Linked DNA regions of Homo sapiens: region 1 is linked to region 2. Evidence: read pairs that join two places in POLR2A ChIA-PET (ENCODE). Cell type or tissue: HepG2. All regions are shown on one strand. Links, peaks and the distances in the headings refer to the core of each region. The heading gives the core; the rest is flanking DNA.

The links. Peaks named below come from ENCODE experiments on the same cell type or tissue, not always from the same donor. Only the 100,000 strongest peaks of a DNase experiment are listed, where the experiment ranks them.
Region 1: POLR2A ChIA-PET joins it to region 2 with 7 read pairs; 3 of 35 experiments call an interaction of 5 or more read pairs at or near these places.

What each region holds. Positions count from the first base shown.
Region 1 is chr3:171,758,917-171,767,038 of GRCh38, reverse strand. All of the region lies in intron 1 of PLD1 (phospholipase D1), which reads left to right. Among named protein-coding and RNA genes, the nearest start is that of PLD1, 48 kb to the left of the region's middle. In HepG2, for the core only: no CTCF peak of the experiment used is centred there; no DNase peak of the experiment used is centred there.
Region 2 is chr3:171,928,002-171,936,123 of GRCh38, reverse strand. The region is part of intron 3 of LOC105374218 (a long non-coding RNA gene); the gene reads right to left. Among named protein-coding and RNA genes, the nearest start is that of TMEM212-AS1, 31 kb to the right of the region's middle. In HepG2, for the core only: no CTCF peak of the experiment used is centred there; DNase peaks (open chromatin) are centred at 3,683 and 3,773; H3K4me3 peaks cover 1,720 bases.

The DNA.
Region 1 (8,122 bases), core at 1,273-6,272, 170 kb after region 2:
TATTTGGCAGTCTTGAAGGTTTCCTTAAGTTTAGTGGATAACCAAGATTATGAGACATATATTTTTTTAAAAGACATAAATGTGCATTTGAAAAATATTGGGCAAATAACTTCTACCCAATTTGGCTAAAATTTAAACGTGTTACAAATAAGTTTAGAACCTTTAACAATATAGAACAAGATAACCCAGACAGATTAAGGAGCTAACTTAAAAGAAAGAAAAGAAACGAAAAAATAAAAATTCTGATCTTTGAATGGGTAAGCACTTTCTCTTCCCAAAATCAATAGAGGAAATCACAAAAGGAAAAAGTCAATAGATTTAAATTTTCTAGGTAGGAGTGTAGACGCTTTAAGTATAAAAATGTTAATTGAAGCATTATTTATTACCATGAAAAGTTGCAAATAATAAAAACATAAAGTAGCAGAAGAAAATTGCATGACGGACCATCACAATTTTATTTATGGAAAATTGTAATAGGAGGAAATGGTGATGATAGATATTTAAGTAAAAATAATGGATATTAAACTATCTCTCCATCACACATCTGAATGTGTTTAAAATATACCTCTCTATGTGTGTGTTATGCTTACAGAGACAATAGAACGGATGATCACCTTAAGTTAATAGGGATTTAGGGGTTATTTTGAAGGTGGGATTTCTGATGATTTATATTTTCTTCTTATACTTTTCTACATATTGGTATTTTAAACATGATTACTTTATATTCATTTTAAAAAAGGGAAAAACTATTCATGGAGAAAAAAGTGAGACTATACCAACATATAATAGTAGAAATAGTAGACTAACATTACTCTTAATCTATTTAAGGTATTGGCTCTAAAACTGATTTTAATTTCCTCAAATTTGTATATATTTAAGGTTTTCTTAGATGAGAATTTATCATTTTTATAATAAAAATTAAAATTGATTAGAAGTGACAGGTTAGAGTTGAGGTAAAATGAATTTTTATAAAGGACAGAATCATTTTACTTTGGAGAACAATTATATTGCTGCCCTTATACATCATGTTAGGAAACACCTTTTTGACTTTTCTGTGTCAAGCTTAAAATTTCAGTTAGGTTTTTATAGCTAATTAAACTATAAGGTAGATAGTGTATTTAATAAAGGATACGGAGGAAGTTCATGTAAATACCTGAAACATCAGTCCAGGAAAGATTCTTTGAGAGATTTTCAATATGTCCAGATGTCTGGATAACAATTCTTTGGTCTAAACGCAGTTGATGATGTGATGAAAGGGACAAGTCAGCATACCAAGACAATCCTTAGAAGGGACGATTTGACTGGAATGCTGAAGACAGAAGAAAACCTTAGAGTAGCTGACTTCATACTTCCCCTTCCTCATTTTACAGATCAAGTCACTGAAGCCCAAAATGATTGAGTCCTCAAGTCTACAAGGTCGTAGTAGATTCGAATGGAAGCTTTTGGGGTCCTTTGATTCCCCCTCTGCTGCTCTTTATAATATTCTGCTCGTTTTCACACACTTTAGTAATGATGAATGAAATTTTATTTCCATTTCTCCTAGGTTGGTAAAAACTCAAAGCTAACACCATTCAGAACTTACCTAATGATGTTTGAAAAAGAGGCGGTAGGCTGATAACTGCTTCCTAGGAAGACCTACCAACTTCACCAGCATGCTCATTACTCTCATCATTGTTGTTGGAACATTTTGTTCTTGGGTACAAGCTTACTTTACACACATCTGGTTACTATGTTTGTTCTGGAAGACGGCAGCCTCATGGAGTGACTAGAGAACACTTGATACTGAGCTCTGGAAATCGTTTTTTAACAGCTTTATTGATATTGTATAATTTACAGATCATCAAGTTAAGCCCTTTAAAGTATACAATTCATTGGTTTTTTGAATATCTACAGAGTTGTGTGACCATAACTATAGTCCATTTTTTAAACATTTTCATCACTCCAAAAGGAGACTTTGTACCCATCCTCCCTACCTCTCTCTTTTCCTCCCCTAGCTCTAGGCAGCTTTCTTTCTTTTTCTTTTTCTTTTTCTCTTTCTTTCTTTCTTTCTTTCTTTCTTTCTTTCTTTCTTTCTTTCTTTCTTTCTTTCTTTCTTTCTTTCTTTCCTTTCTTTCCTTTCTTTCTTTCCTTCCTTCCTTCCTTCCTTTCTTTCTTTCTTTCTTTCTTTCTTTCTTTCTTTCTTTCTTTCTTTCTTTCTTTCTTTCTTTCTTTCTCTTTCTTTCTTTCTTGATTTGCCCATTTTGAACATCTCATATGAATGGAATCATGCAATATGTGAGAATCCTGAAAATTTTGATTTGATTTTCAAAGACCGTGTAGACAAACATGACCTGGTTACTCTGCAGGCCCCATCTTCCCAACAGTGTCCTGAGTGTGAGATTAAGACCAAATGAACTCTGTCAGTGCTGCCAACTGTTTTATTGGATTAAATGACTTGTTTTTGGCCTCTGGAGTGTCTAACTCTTTAACTTTTCAAAGTTAAAGAAAAGTACATACTCATTAATGTGAGTGTGTTGTAGGCCATGTTGCAAAATTACTGGGTTAGATCATTGCTTATTAGTTGTGACCTTGAGCAAATTACATGACTTCTCTAAGACTCAACTTCGTTGCCTTATAAAATGGGGATAATAATTGTACTTACCTTAGAGGGTTCTTGTAAGAATTAAATGAAATAATGTATATAAAAAGCTTATCATAATGCCCCATACATTATAAGTGTTAAATGAATATTAGTGATTCTTATGTGTCATCAAAAATAAACTGTAGACCAGGCGCAGTGGCTCATGCCTGTAACCTCAGCCCTTTGGGAGTCTAGGCAAGAGGATCACTTGAGCCCAGGAGTTTCAGATCACTCTGGGCAACATAGAGAAACTCCATCTCTACTAAAAACATAAATAAAATTAGCTGGACGTGGTGGCATGTGACTATGGTCCCAGGTATTTGGGAGGCTGAGGTGGGAGGATTGCTTGAGGCCAGGAGTTCAACGCTACAGTGAGCTTTGATCACCCATTTTAGTAATGATGTATGAAATTATATTTCCATTTCTCCTAGGTTGGTAAAAACTAAACGCTAATGCCATTCAGCATTTACCTAATGATGTCTGAGAAAGAGGTGGTAGGCTGATTACTGCTTCCTAGGAAGACCTATCAACTTCATCGGCATGGAGACAGAGCAAGACTCTATCTCAAAAAAAAAAAAAAAAAAAAAAGAAAGAAAGAAAATAAGCTGTATAATGTTATTTTATTCTATTTTTATGACTTTATGCTATACCAAGGATTTGAATTGGCTTACAAGAATATTTGCATAACATTAAACATATACACATACATACACCCAAGAATAAAACATTAAAATCAGGGATCAGGAATAATTGTGTTAATAGAAAGATAATATCAGAGGAAATAATAACAGTAGTAATGATAGCCAACATGTATACAGCAGGTTCTCTTTTCTTTTCTCCTTTTTTCTCCTCGTCTTGTCTCTCCCCTCCCCTCCCCTCCCCTCTCCTCCCCTCCGCTCCCTTCCCCTCCTCCCCTCCCCCCTCCCCTCCCCTCCTCCCCTCCCCTCCCCTCCCCTCCCCTCCCCTCCTCTTTCTCTTCTTTTCTTCTCTGTTTTAGAGCCAGAGTCTTGCTCTTTTGCCCAGGCTGGAGTGCAGTGGTGTCATCAAACTTCACCGCAGCCTTGACCTCCTGGGCTCAAGCTAATCCTCCTACCTCAGCCTCTCGAGTAGCTAGGACTACAAGTGTGAGCCACCATGCCTGGTCTATAGCATGTTTTTAATAAACCTTTCTTTCAGTGTCTTTCCATGTGAGTTGAGGGAATAATGCCAAATCATAAATGAGCAGAGACAACCAAATGAGAGTCCCAGGCTGGGAAGGACCTTCGATGGTTTCTGGTCCACACTCACACTGGGGCATGAGACTTTGCCATAGAAGACAATTTGCTGTGGTATGGTGCTGGAACTCAGAGTGTGAGAGTGAGTTCACCATCTCACAATATGAATAGCTACTATTTATATGTATCATAAGCACTTACTATGAGCTAAGTTAGAATTAGAATCCAAAATGACTCCAAAACTATGTAATCAGGAAGTAAAATTGCTTACTTAAGGCAACTAGTTTTCTTGTTAATAGTTCTGTTTTATAGAATGTTCTCACACATGTTAAACTGAAATTTACACTCTTATAGCTGCCCCCTTACCCTCCCAAGTCTAGTAATATCTTCTACATGGAGAACCAAATGCCTAATCTGCTAGTCCTTCAGATATCTGAAAACAATTATCATTATCCTCACCTAACTCACTTTCTTGCTCAGACATCCAGAGATGCATATATTGTTCCTTAGATTGCACAGTCCGACCCACCATACCCCTTCCTCTCTCCTGGAACGGGCTTTCCACTCACGTGAGCTCCTAATTGGTCTTCAAGATTCCTGTCCAAGGTGCTTTATCAGCGGCAACCTTCCCCAATGCCCAGATGTTGAGCAGCTCCTCCTCTGGGTCCCCGCTACACTTCTGTTCACACTCTTGAGAATTCACTGTGTCCTCCCCTGGCTTGTGAGCCCCTGAGAGAGAGCTCTGTTTAGCTTGTGTTCCTAAACCCCATCCCAGCCCCTGACACTTAGTAGCTTCTCAATACAGTGGAAGAGGGAACTTGATCTTACTTCATGTGGATATTTAACTATATCTGATTTTAGAGAGTTTGCAACTATAAGAGATGTTTTTGGATATAAAATGTGTAGACAAACCTTGATTAACTGAGGGCTGAAGAAGATGACCAAAAAGCCTATGGCTTCTCCTAGACCAAAAGTAGCATCATCTGGGGAATAAGACTGTGAAGCCCTTGCACTTGGTTACTGCATCATTCATTTTCACTTGGTGTCTGCTAATATCCTGATGTAAGTAAGGTGCTCGTCTGTTGGACAAGGTTGATACCCACCACCTTTGCTCAGAGAAATGTAAATAAAATGATTGTAACATTTTACATATGGTTGAATGATAAAGTTCACAGTAAACTTAATACCAGTGTTCAAATGAATGCTGATAAGAAGATAGAGTCCAAAGTTACGTTTCTGTATTAATCTGAGACCTTTGCAGTTTTCATGGAGTATGTATAGATATTTTTTCTTAATGTGTGGATAGAGGGTTAATTTAAGAAAATGTGTGTTAACGGGGGAAACAAAGAGGCTGGCCTGCATCTAAAGGAAAGAAAGTGGATCTTACCAAGGGTTTGTTGTGATTCATAAAAACTGGTCCACATCTTAAATGGATTAATTATAGGCCCAACTGGAACATTCTTCACAGAATGAGCCCAGGTGCTGGTCATTTTATCTGGGAGTCTCAGGACTTACCACGTGCCTACTCTGAGCACTAGACTTAATACTTTCCCACTCTGTAAATCCTAGGAAACACTGCTTCTTGACACCTGAGTTTGAATTTTCCAGGCTTCTCCATCCAAGTTGAGTCTGCCTCCCTTGTGCATAGTTACAGCACCAGACACCCCGGTAAAACCACCTTCTTCTCCTTGCTTTTTGCTGGTTTTGCTCTGGTGGAGGTCTTGCCTAGGTCTGGAGGAGGAAGAGTCAGGTGTGCAATTCTGAAGTTGAGGTAGATGCCAGCGTGTGTTTTCTGAGACCAAGGAGGCTCTCCTGGAGAGTGCTGGCTCTAGGAAACTCAGGGGCTGATGAAGCATCTCCTTTTTTAGGAAGCTCTGCATTTTCAAAGGCCTTTTAACTGTTGGATGGCTGGATGTATTAGAAAGTGAGTGACTTGCCATGGTCTGTAGAAGGGGATATCCAGACCCTTCTTTGCCTGACTATAAAGTGTGTTCCTACCACTTGCTCTGCTCCCTCCCAAGTAGCCCTGCTGTGATGTTGGCTGATCCAAAATTCCCAGGGCTTTCTCACAAGAATAGCTGCTAGTCCAGGCAACTGCCAGCCTATACATGTATACGTGTGTTTAAACTTAAATGAAGATGTATACATTTATCTTATTAAATTTTGTCTCTTTTATTTAGCAAGGAACAACTCTGTGTATGTCCCTTTCCCCATATTTTTACAGTGTGATTACCCGATCAAAAAGTATAAATGCTTTTGTTGCTCTTCAAATATCCTACTAAAGTTTGCCTGAGAATGGTGTCTCCATTAACAATGCCACCAGCAAGAGGTTGCTTCAGCACAATTGTTACTAGCTTTTAATACGATCCATTGCTTGTCTCATTTGGGCTGGGAACTTGGGTCCCTTGTGGAAAACTCATGCATGTGATTCTCTCTTGGAGTTCCTCAGGTCCCCCTTAAGCTCCCATCCTAGGCTGACTCAGGCTGGTGAGTTACCCTGCCAGGTGCTCCCTTGGTAATTAACATGTGTCTCCAGGTTGCAGTGGCCTCTGGACTCCGCCTTGAGCCAGACACCTTGGATTGCACTGCCCCAGACTTTGCTGTGCTTCCCTCTCATCCTCTGACTTTGAGCATGCTCACTTTCTTCCTTTTCCATCATTGTAAAATCCTAGGTTATTTTAGGCAGTTTATAGAAATTCTCTGAAACTAGAGGATGTCTCATGACAGTAACAGAATAAGAGTGTTGAGAATTAAAAGCAATTCTTTTTATAGAACCACGGTGGTTGAAGGAGGGATGTCTTGCAAACTTTCTAGAAGATAATACCTAGATGATTGATTAGCAAGAAATCCATTCTAATTATTCTAGTTATCACTAGATGAAGGCAGGGAAAGTGATAGCAGAAAGTGTGAAGAATGTGTAATTGAAGGCATTAAGGAAAAGAAACCACCTGCTAGATTTTAAATCACAAAAAGGATAAAACTCAATAAAAGAAAGAATTTCTACCTGTATACTGTGTCATTCTCTTAGTTCTAGGAAGTGTAGATCTGTAAAAATGTAATTTTAAAAAATAAATGTAATTTATTTTTAAAACGGGAATAAATAAAAAAGTCAAATATACTTCTTGGCTTCTACTAAAACCTCCTTTCATTATTTGCATGACTATTATAGGTGGAGTTATTAGGGTTCGATAACTCTATCTTGACCCTTTTGTAGCAACAATGAAATATCAGTCTTGCTTTTGCAAGCAAAATAGCAGAGCTTCTGCCCTTGGGGAAGCAAGAGAAATGACAATAACCGAAAGGACAGTAAGACTGTTCTGTTAGAACATCAGTGTTGGGTTTTTGTTAAGAAAAGAAGTAAAACAGCAAGTGGCCAGACAAGCTAATTGCTAAGTAAAATGTAAATTGAATATTGGGCAAGATGTTAAAAAGATGTTTGAATAAGTAAATATTAACTAAACAATTAGCAATAGATTTGATTATGCTACATGAAACAAAACGGTATGTGTATAAACACAAAGCCACGTACATACACAAACGTGTAAAATATCTTTAATTTTCAGGAATGGAATTCTCTAGCTTTTCTATTAGGAAACTAGAAGGTTCCCTTTTCTTCTTTTTCTCCCTTTTCTGCTCCCCAAATTTCCCTTTCTGTTCTTCTACTACTACCTACTTACCCGCTAACCATCAAGTTACTAGTATGAGGGCATAGGGTTGAGAGAATGTATTCTGGAATTAAATTAGAAGAAGAAAATTCCATAGAATTTCTCTTTCAAAGAATAAGTGTAAAATTATCTTTCTTGAATGAAAAGGAAAAAAATTAGTATCTTCAGTAATTAGTATCTTCAGTATCTGGATATCATCAAAATATAACTTCATTCCATTATTTGCATGACTTTTATAGGTGGAGTTATTGAGCAAAATGAACTCTCTTGTGAGAGGACAGCTACTGTCCTGCACCTCTCAGCCAAAAATGCAGGACCTTCTGCCTGAATAAGGCATACCGCTTAAAAAGAAAACCATAAACCTTACTGAAAAAAACTCATTTAAATCCAGTTTAAGCTCGTTTGTTAGCCTTAGTGTTGTATATGTGCTAAAAAAAAAATTGTGTTAATATTTAAAAGGAAAAAGTGGCCTTGACAAGAAGCAACTGCTGGATTGTGAAGGAAGGTGGTAATATCATACACATGTTGAGTTTTATCAATCCACAGGGCAGCTCTACTTTGCCTGATGAGTGATTCTGTATTTGCCAAAGACTTAATGTATTTTTATTTGCTACATGATACAT
Region 2 (8,122 bases), core at 1,258-6,257:
TTTAAGGTTCGTTTATTGTCTTTTAGTTAGGAGTTGCTTTTCTCTTTGAGGAAGTGTTCTTATCTCTTACTGATCCAAGACCCGTAACCCTCTTTCCAAACTCATCTTTAGATTAGGGGTATTCGCTTTCTACTTTTTGTTTGAGTGCTTCCATTGCAATACTATCCTCAGTGCATTCTAATTGTCTTTTTGTTTGTCTCCTTCAGTAAATCACAGAATGTTTGAGGGCCAGGGTTCTTTCCCCCAGAGCCCAGCACATATTTGGGCTTTGCCAAATGCTTTTAGATAAGTGTAGATGTGGACAGATATCCTTATCTAAAAGAGATTTTGATCAGAAAGAGGAGAAAAGCTTTTGAAATCCTACCCTACCATATATATCAGAATATAAGTGCCCTGGGCTAGAGCTGACAAGTGGCCCAAAACACAAGAGACCATGTTTTCTGCCTCGAACAGCAGTGGTTGACCTGCAAGGCTATCTTCCTGGAGCATGTGGCGATCAGGGTGATCTGGGAAGTGCACCCCTAGCCTCAGTATGGCCTCCAGAAAACATAGCTGCGGCCCTGGGGAGTGCCTATGGAAAATGGAGAACTTGGCTGAGGAACGGCAGCTGCCTGAAGAATTGAACCTGACTCCTCCCTCTGCTATTGATTTTCCCTCCAGATAATCTCCCCAGTCCATACCCTCCATTCTGATCCCATAACCTTGGCTTTAGTTCAATTTCTTATCAATTCTTGCCTGAATTACTGACTTGACTCACAGGTCTCTTCCATTCCATTCTCCACAGTGCTTCTGGGGTGAGCATTCTACAACAGATTTGTCCTCACTCCCTGTTCCCTTCCCAACCTGCCCCCAACACCTGCCATTGTTCAAGGTCTATCTGTTGCCCTTTGAATAAAGTCTGAATTCCCTAACAGGGCTCACTAATCCCTTCAGGGTGGGTCTCTGCTATCTGCCCATTTCTCATTCTTCTTCCCCCATTCTCATTCATCTTCCCCCAGTTCCCTACCTGTGAAGTTCCTAAAATGGCTCCTCTTCTAAGTCCATGTTTTTGTATCCTCTAGAATATTCCTTGTCCCCTCCCTTGTTTGTTAGATACAATGAAGTACCTAGATCTGTGCTGCCCAGATATTTCTGCTACCACAGCAATAATCATATTAGATTGTAATGCACTAATTACTGCATTCATTCATCCAACTTCCATCATTTTTTCATTCAAAGCCTTCATGGTTGCTTCCTGCATGCTTTTCTTGATGCTAGGTACACATATATGTAAGCAAGCCAGACAAAATGTCCTGCCATCATGCAGTTTGCATTCTAGTGGGAGGAGACAAATAATAAACACATGAACAATGTATATTCCAATAAAAATGTGATTCAAAAGTCTGAAATCGGAAATGTTCACAAAATTCAAGGTCTTGAATATCTGTGGCTTGCCCATCCCTGAAGTTCCATGACAGGGAAATCTGAAATCTGAAACTTTCTGAGCACTGGCATGACACTCAAGGGAAGTGCTCATTGAAGCTCATTTTGGCTTTTGGATTCGGGGGATGCTTAACTGGTATAGTGCAAATATTCCAAGATCTGACAAAATCTGAAATCCTAGACCTTTCTGGTCCCCAGCATTCTGAATAAGGGATATGCAACCTGTACACATTTTTGAAGGACAAAAAGAGGTTGAAGTGAAATGTTGTTTAGAGAGTGCCACGAGCATATGGGTAGGTGGGAATCAAGGAAGGCCCCTCCGAAGGAGATGATATTTGAGTGGAGTTGAAAAACGCAACGAGAGGAAAGCTACTCACAGAGCAGTGGATGATGTGTTTGGGTAAATCTCCAGGGAAGGGCTCAGCTTGGTGTGCTGGAGGAAGGAAAGAGGCCACTCTCTTTGAAGCACATCATGAGCCCCCACTAGTTATAAGCTCTCCCAAACCCCGGAAAGTATCTCATGCCTTACCACATTTCCAGGGTCTAGCCAAGTGCCCAGAAAATAATAGGCATTAGTAAGTATTTGAATGAGTTGTTATAATCTTAAAGTTATATTTTCCTTGGTATTTAACCATAATAGCTTACAAAGGGCTTATATTTTTGAGAGTTTATATCCTAGGGATTTCTATCCTAGGATAACTTTAATAAAATATTCTTGTCACCATTCCAAGGGGCTTGTTCATGGTTTGTTCTCTGGGCTCTGCTCCACTCTCTGTTGGCTGCCATTTTGGAGAAGATTGCTACCTGGTCCACTGCTGCAAGCCTACCACAGTAGGGAATAAAGTCATGCTGGGCTTAAAATGTACTTTAGTAATGTGGCTAGTTACTGGTTGTTATCAATATAAATATATGAGTACCAACACAGAGAACAAACCAAACTAGAAAACCCCCTGGAAATGGTAAAGGAAGCTGTTGGTTAACAAATGCCTACACAAACAAAAGAAACATTGTGAAGTATGTGGATTTAAGAAAAATAGCACTGTTCTCTCTTAACCACAGCGTTTTTCAGTTGTCTTCTATTAATCAAATTCCCCATAGTCTTTCCATACTAAGATATTCACACTGCATCATCACTTAAAGATTGACAGGATCCTGCAGCCTCACAAGGTCTTGAATATCTGTGGCTTGCCCATCCCTAAAGTTCCATGGTAGCCAATGCTTTTATTTCCTGAATGGGCTCTCCTTCTGAAGCAAAACTTTTCTAGAAGGAAACAACTTTTACTTCAAATGGTGTGATTGTTATTTTTACAAATTCTCTCCAACTGAGCATCTTTCTGGAACAGTTTTCAAACTTGTTCCTCAGTAATAACTTTTTCTTTCTTTTTTTTTTTTTTGAGACAGAGTTTCTCTCTTGTTGCCCAGGCTGGAGTGCAACGGCACAATCTTGGCTCACTGCAACTTCTGCCTCCCAAGTTCAAGCGATTCTCCTGCCTCAGCCTCCCGAGTAGCTGGGATTACAGGCATGCATCACCATGCCCGGCTAAGTTTTTATATTTTTAGTAGAGACGGGGTTTCTCCATGTTGGTCAGGCTGATCTCGAACTCCCCACCTCAGGTGATCCACCTGCCTCGGCCTCTCAAAGTGCTGGGATTACGGGCGAGAACCACCACACCCGGCAATAATAACTTTTTCTCCTTGATGCTTAATGAGAACTTCTCCTGAATTACTCTCATATAAAAGAGATCTATGGTGCTATCAATTGCCTTAGCTGATTCCACTTAACCTCTTGAGCCTGCTGATGATTGAATCAGTGGCTTAATAATGTGTTATTTTTAAAAGAACAGATTTATATTTACTTACAGCAAACACATTAAAGTAATCTTGATTCAATGCAAAGCTTATTAAACATTCCTTTGTTTGGAGAATTTGGTCTCTTTGGACAATATGAGTTCAACAGAAGCTCCAGTTTGAGTCTAAGTAGACAGAACCTACCAGAAAACAACTTGGAGATGGGCTGAGAGGTGTTGTGGGAGAGACCTCACTGTAAGGGAAAAAAAGAGTCGGCAATAAGAAACTTTAGACTTTGGAGGGGAGGGACAGTTCCGAGTTTAGCATGTGGCTGTTAAATCACTTAGATTTAACTCCAAGCCCAAATCCCACTGGAATGATCTTTGATACCACAGAGAGAGAGAGAAAGCTCAGGGCTATCAGAAAGAAAAACCAAGAGCAGCTTCATTTGCCGTGCTGAAGCAGAACTGGCTGGCTGTACAATGGCAAGAGAGGAACGAAGCATTCTCGCCCACTTCCCAGTACAACATCTTGCAACTTTTAGCTCTTGACATAAATGGCTTTGTTGCCTCTGCTATCACGGAGACAGTGGGACCCACAGATACGGCAGCCTGCAGTGGCGGTCCAGTGGATAATGACACAACAGGAGTAGCACAAGCAGAGGGAGAGCGCTTCATGAGCACATACCACACCTCTCCAAGGCCAACTCGACCTACATGAGGGGCACAGGCAACTGAGGTCCTGCAGATGCAGGCGGGGTGAGTGAGGGCCCATAGAATTTGGGTTTGGATCATTAATGTGACTCCATTAGTACCCTCACGGAATAAACACAATCCTGAATTTTGTGCTGGGGCAAAAGGAAGGAATGCCTAAAGTGAAATTAAAGGACAACATGATTTTGTGTTGGTTTCTTTTTTTCACTCAAAATTGGATAGTTAGATGAAAATACTTTTAGACTATAATCTGGCCATGAGTAATGCATGCTTTTATGTTTTGACTGAATAAAAAGCAAATCGAGGATGTCAACTAGTATCTCCAACTGGTGTCTCCTAGTATCTTCCTTGTAGAGCAAACTAATTACAGAATTTATAGTTGCAAGCACATTTTACCGAGTTTTTCTGGTTTCATATTTTCTACTTCCTAAAAAGTGCTTCTAATGTACTTGTGATGTAGATTTCTTCTTCATGCAGAACATACTTTAATATTCTTGTTTTTGGCAAGATTTTACATGAACATGTTACTTCCAGGAAGTGACTTATTAAAAATATTAATAGAAACACCTTTATAGTATTCGTAGGTGTTTAGTCTCTAAAATTATGTCAGATTGGACTTTAAAAAATCCTATAATTGCTAAGATTAGCACATTAAGAAACTCGACTTTTATTCTTTGTATCAAATAAGCACTATGAAAATGCATAGAAGATAAAGGGGATAACTTAAAAATGTAATATTTATTGATTTTTTTTAAATTATAAAAAGAGCATTCTGATTGTAGGATATTTAGAAAAAATTGAAACACATTAATAAGAAAACAAACCACAAACCTGATAATTCTAACCTGTTAGAGACGCACTGTTACAATTTGGGAGTGTTTCATTTTTTAATTTTTCTATACATATTATGCATACATATAATAGAACAGGATAATATTGCATGATGGTTTTGATATCTGGTTGTTTTCCCATTAACTATATTTTCTCAGCTCTTATTTCTGTAGTAGTTTGGAAAATATAATTACATATTTTCTTTCAGCGATTATCTTTTTGTTATTAAAAGCATTTTGAAATAATTTTATCTCTGTTTATCAAAGCCAATAACGTAACTGTATCTATTAACTACTGTCTGTGTGTAATGAGAAACCTTGCAGGCTTTTATTGTCCGGACTGTCTCATCCCACTTCACAATTTTGATTGAAGTAATCTGGGATATAGACCTAACTTATTATTGTTGTTTTACATTATTAACTTTTCTTCAAGACTTATTTTTGAAATTTATTTTGTTTTGTGCTTAGATTCACGACAGTTCTTAAGACTTTATTGTAGGTTTAACTAGTTTCCATTTCTTCCTAGTATCTCTTTATGGTATGATGTCCTAATTCTTGAGTTCTTTATCTTGATCTTTCCCTAGGTAGGCTGGATTGTATCACTAAACTGTGAGGATGATACTTTCTGAGCACTGGTTTAAAGAAGAATGTTGGTCTTTCCTACAAACAACCTTTTGACTAAGAACATAATTTCTCTCTCTCTCTCTCTCTTTTTTTTTTCTTAAGACATAGAGTCTCTCTATGTTGTCCAGGCTGGAGTGCAGTGGCCACTCACTGGCACGGTCATTGTGTACTACTACAGCCTTGAACCCCTGAGCTCAAGCCACCCTCCTGCCCCAGCCTCCTGAGTATCTGAGACTCAAGTGTGTGTCACCGTGTCTAACTGAGTATATAATTCTAAATTCTTTTCCTTCCCAGTGTGGAAGCCAGTTTACTGCTGCTATTTAGTTATCTGGGGGATAGATCTATAGTTACTCTTCATTTAGGTTAGTGGTTCTCAATTCTGGCTGCACATTCAAACCACTGGGGGAGATTTTTTAGAAATCTCAGTGCCCAAGCTCCTTCCCAGGATAATTAAATCAGAATATCTAAGGATGGGGTCCAGACACGTTATTTTTTAAATTTAAATTAAATTAAATTTTTTATTTATTATTATTTTTCAAGACAGAGTCTTGCTGTCGCCCAGGCTGGGGTGCAGTGGTGCGATCTCGGCTCACTGGAACTTCCGCTCCCTGGTTTAAGTAATTCTCCTGCCTCAGCCTCCAGAGTAGCTGAGGTTACAGGTGTGCGCCACCACACCCAGCTAACTTTTGTATTTTAAGTAGACATGGGGTTTCAGCATGTTGGCCAGGCTGGTCTCAAACTCCTGACCTTGTGATCCACCCACCTCAGCCTCCCAAAGTGCTGGGATTACAGGCGTGAGCCACCATGCCTGGCCAGACCCATTATTTTTTAAAGGCTCAACCAATGATTTTAATGTGTAGTCAAAGCCATGGAATACTGCTTAAGACATAAACTGTGTTTTCCTATCTGGACATTTATAGAATTTTTTTTTTGTTTTCCTTAAATCTTGAAACATTCAACAGGATATGTCAGGTGCTAATATCTCTTCATTAATTCTGCCTGATAACCTTTAATTTTATAAGCTCAGCAATTTCCCTCTATTGTTTATTTGAATATTGCTTTCATCACATTCATTCTATTTTTTCTTTCTTGGATCCTTAGAACTTGTTGATTGGATATCTTAGTCTGTTTGGGCTGCTACAACAAAATGCCATAAACTGGGTGGCTTATAAACAACAGAAATATACTTGTGTTTTCCGTACAATCTCTTTCTTATTCCAGTATTTATGGATACTGGAAGTCCAAGATCAAGGTGCCCATAGTTTGGATATCTGGTGAGGGGCTGTTTCCTTGTTCATAAATTTCTTCTCCTGCCAGGGTGCGGTGGCTCACGCCTGTAATCCCAGCACTTTGGGAGGCCCAGGCGGGAAGATCACCTGAGGTCGGGAGATCGAGACCAGCCTGACCAACATGGAGAAACCCTGTCTCTACTAAAAATACAAAATCAGCAGGGCGTGGTGGCGCATGCCTGTAATCCCAGCTATTCGGGAGGCTGAGCCGGGAGAATCGCTTGAACCCAGGAGGAGGAGGTTGCAGTGAGCGGAGATTGTGCCACAGCACTCCAGCCTGGGTAACAAGAGTGAAACTCCGTCTAAAAAAAAATTCTTCTCCCTGTGTCCTCATGTGGTGGAAGGGGGAAGAGGTCTTTCTGGGTCTTATTTCATACACTAATCCTATGATGGTGCTGCCTTCATGACTTACTCACATACCAAAGGCTCCACCTCATAATGCCATCACCTCGGGGGTTAGGGTTCCATAAATGAATTTGGGGAGACACAAACATTCAGTCTGTAGCACTGGAATTCTTGGATCCTCTCTCATATTTTTCTTTTTTCTCCCCCCCTTTTTTTTCCTGAGACAGAATCTCTCTCTGTCACCTAGCTGGAGTGCAGTGACATGAAAATAGCTCACTGCAGCCTCAATCACTTGGGCTCAAGTGATGTTCCCACCTTAGCCTCCCAAGTAGCTAGGACTACAGGTGTGTACCACCACACCTGGTTAATTTTTAATTTTCCTGTAGGGACTGGGTCACCCTATGTTGCCCGGCTGGTCTCAAACTCCTGTGTTGCCCAGGCTAGTCTCAAACTCCTGGGCTTAAGCAATCCTCCTGCCTTGGCCTCCCAAAGTGCTGAGATTACAAGTGGAAGCCACCATGCCTGGCTTATATTCTTATGTGTTAATTTTGTTTTCTGTGGTTGTCAATCTGCTGTCTGTTGCCTTTGACAAGATTTATAATTCTGCTGTTGTGTTTTCCATACAATCTCCTTCTTATTTCAGGATGTTTCTTTTTTGTGGGCACTTGCTCTAGTTTTATAAATACCAACTTCCTTTGAATTTTGTTGAACATATACATGAGAAATCCCTTACAATGTCTTGCTATTATTATCAGAATACATTTCCACCGATTATGCATAAGCTAGTCTTTTGCATTTTACTGTGGTTTCATTTATGTTTAACGGAGCCTTGCCTTGATCAAAATTTAGTCAGACTCCTTCGAACTCTCTTCTCCACCAGGCCCTGACTTTTGGACTTCCGTGTTCATCTCTGCATTGTCCAATTTTAGCAAGAATTCTGTTGTCAGTTTATCAAGGATCCTCTATTCTCAATAGGTGATGACCCATGATACCTGACTGGGTTCCTCATCCTCCACCATCTCCCAGGTGATATCTAATCATCTCGTCCTGCCTTTAGCAAGATTCCTGTTAGATTGGTTTCAGTCAGAATGTTCCCTTGCCTCTGATGTTT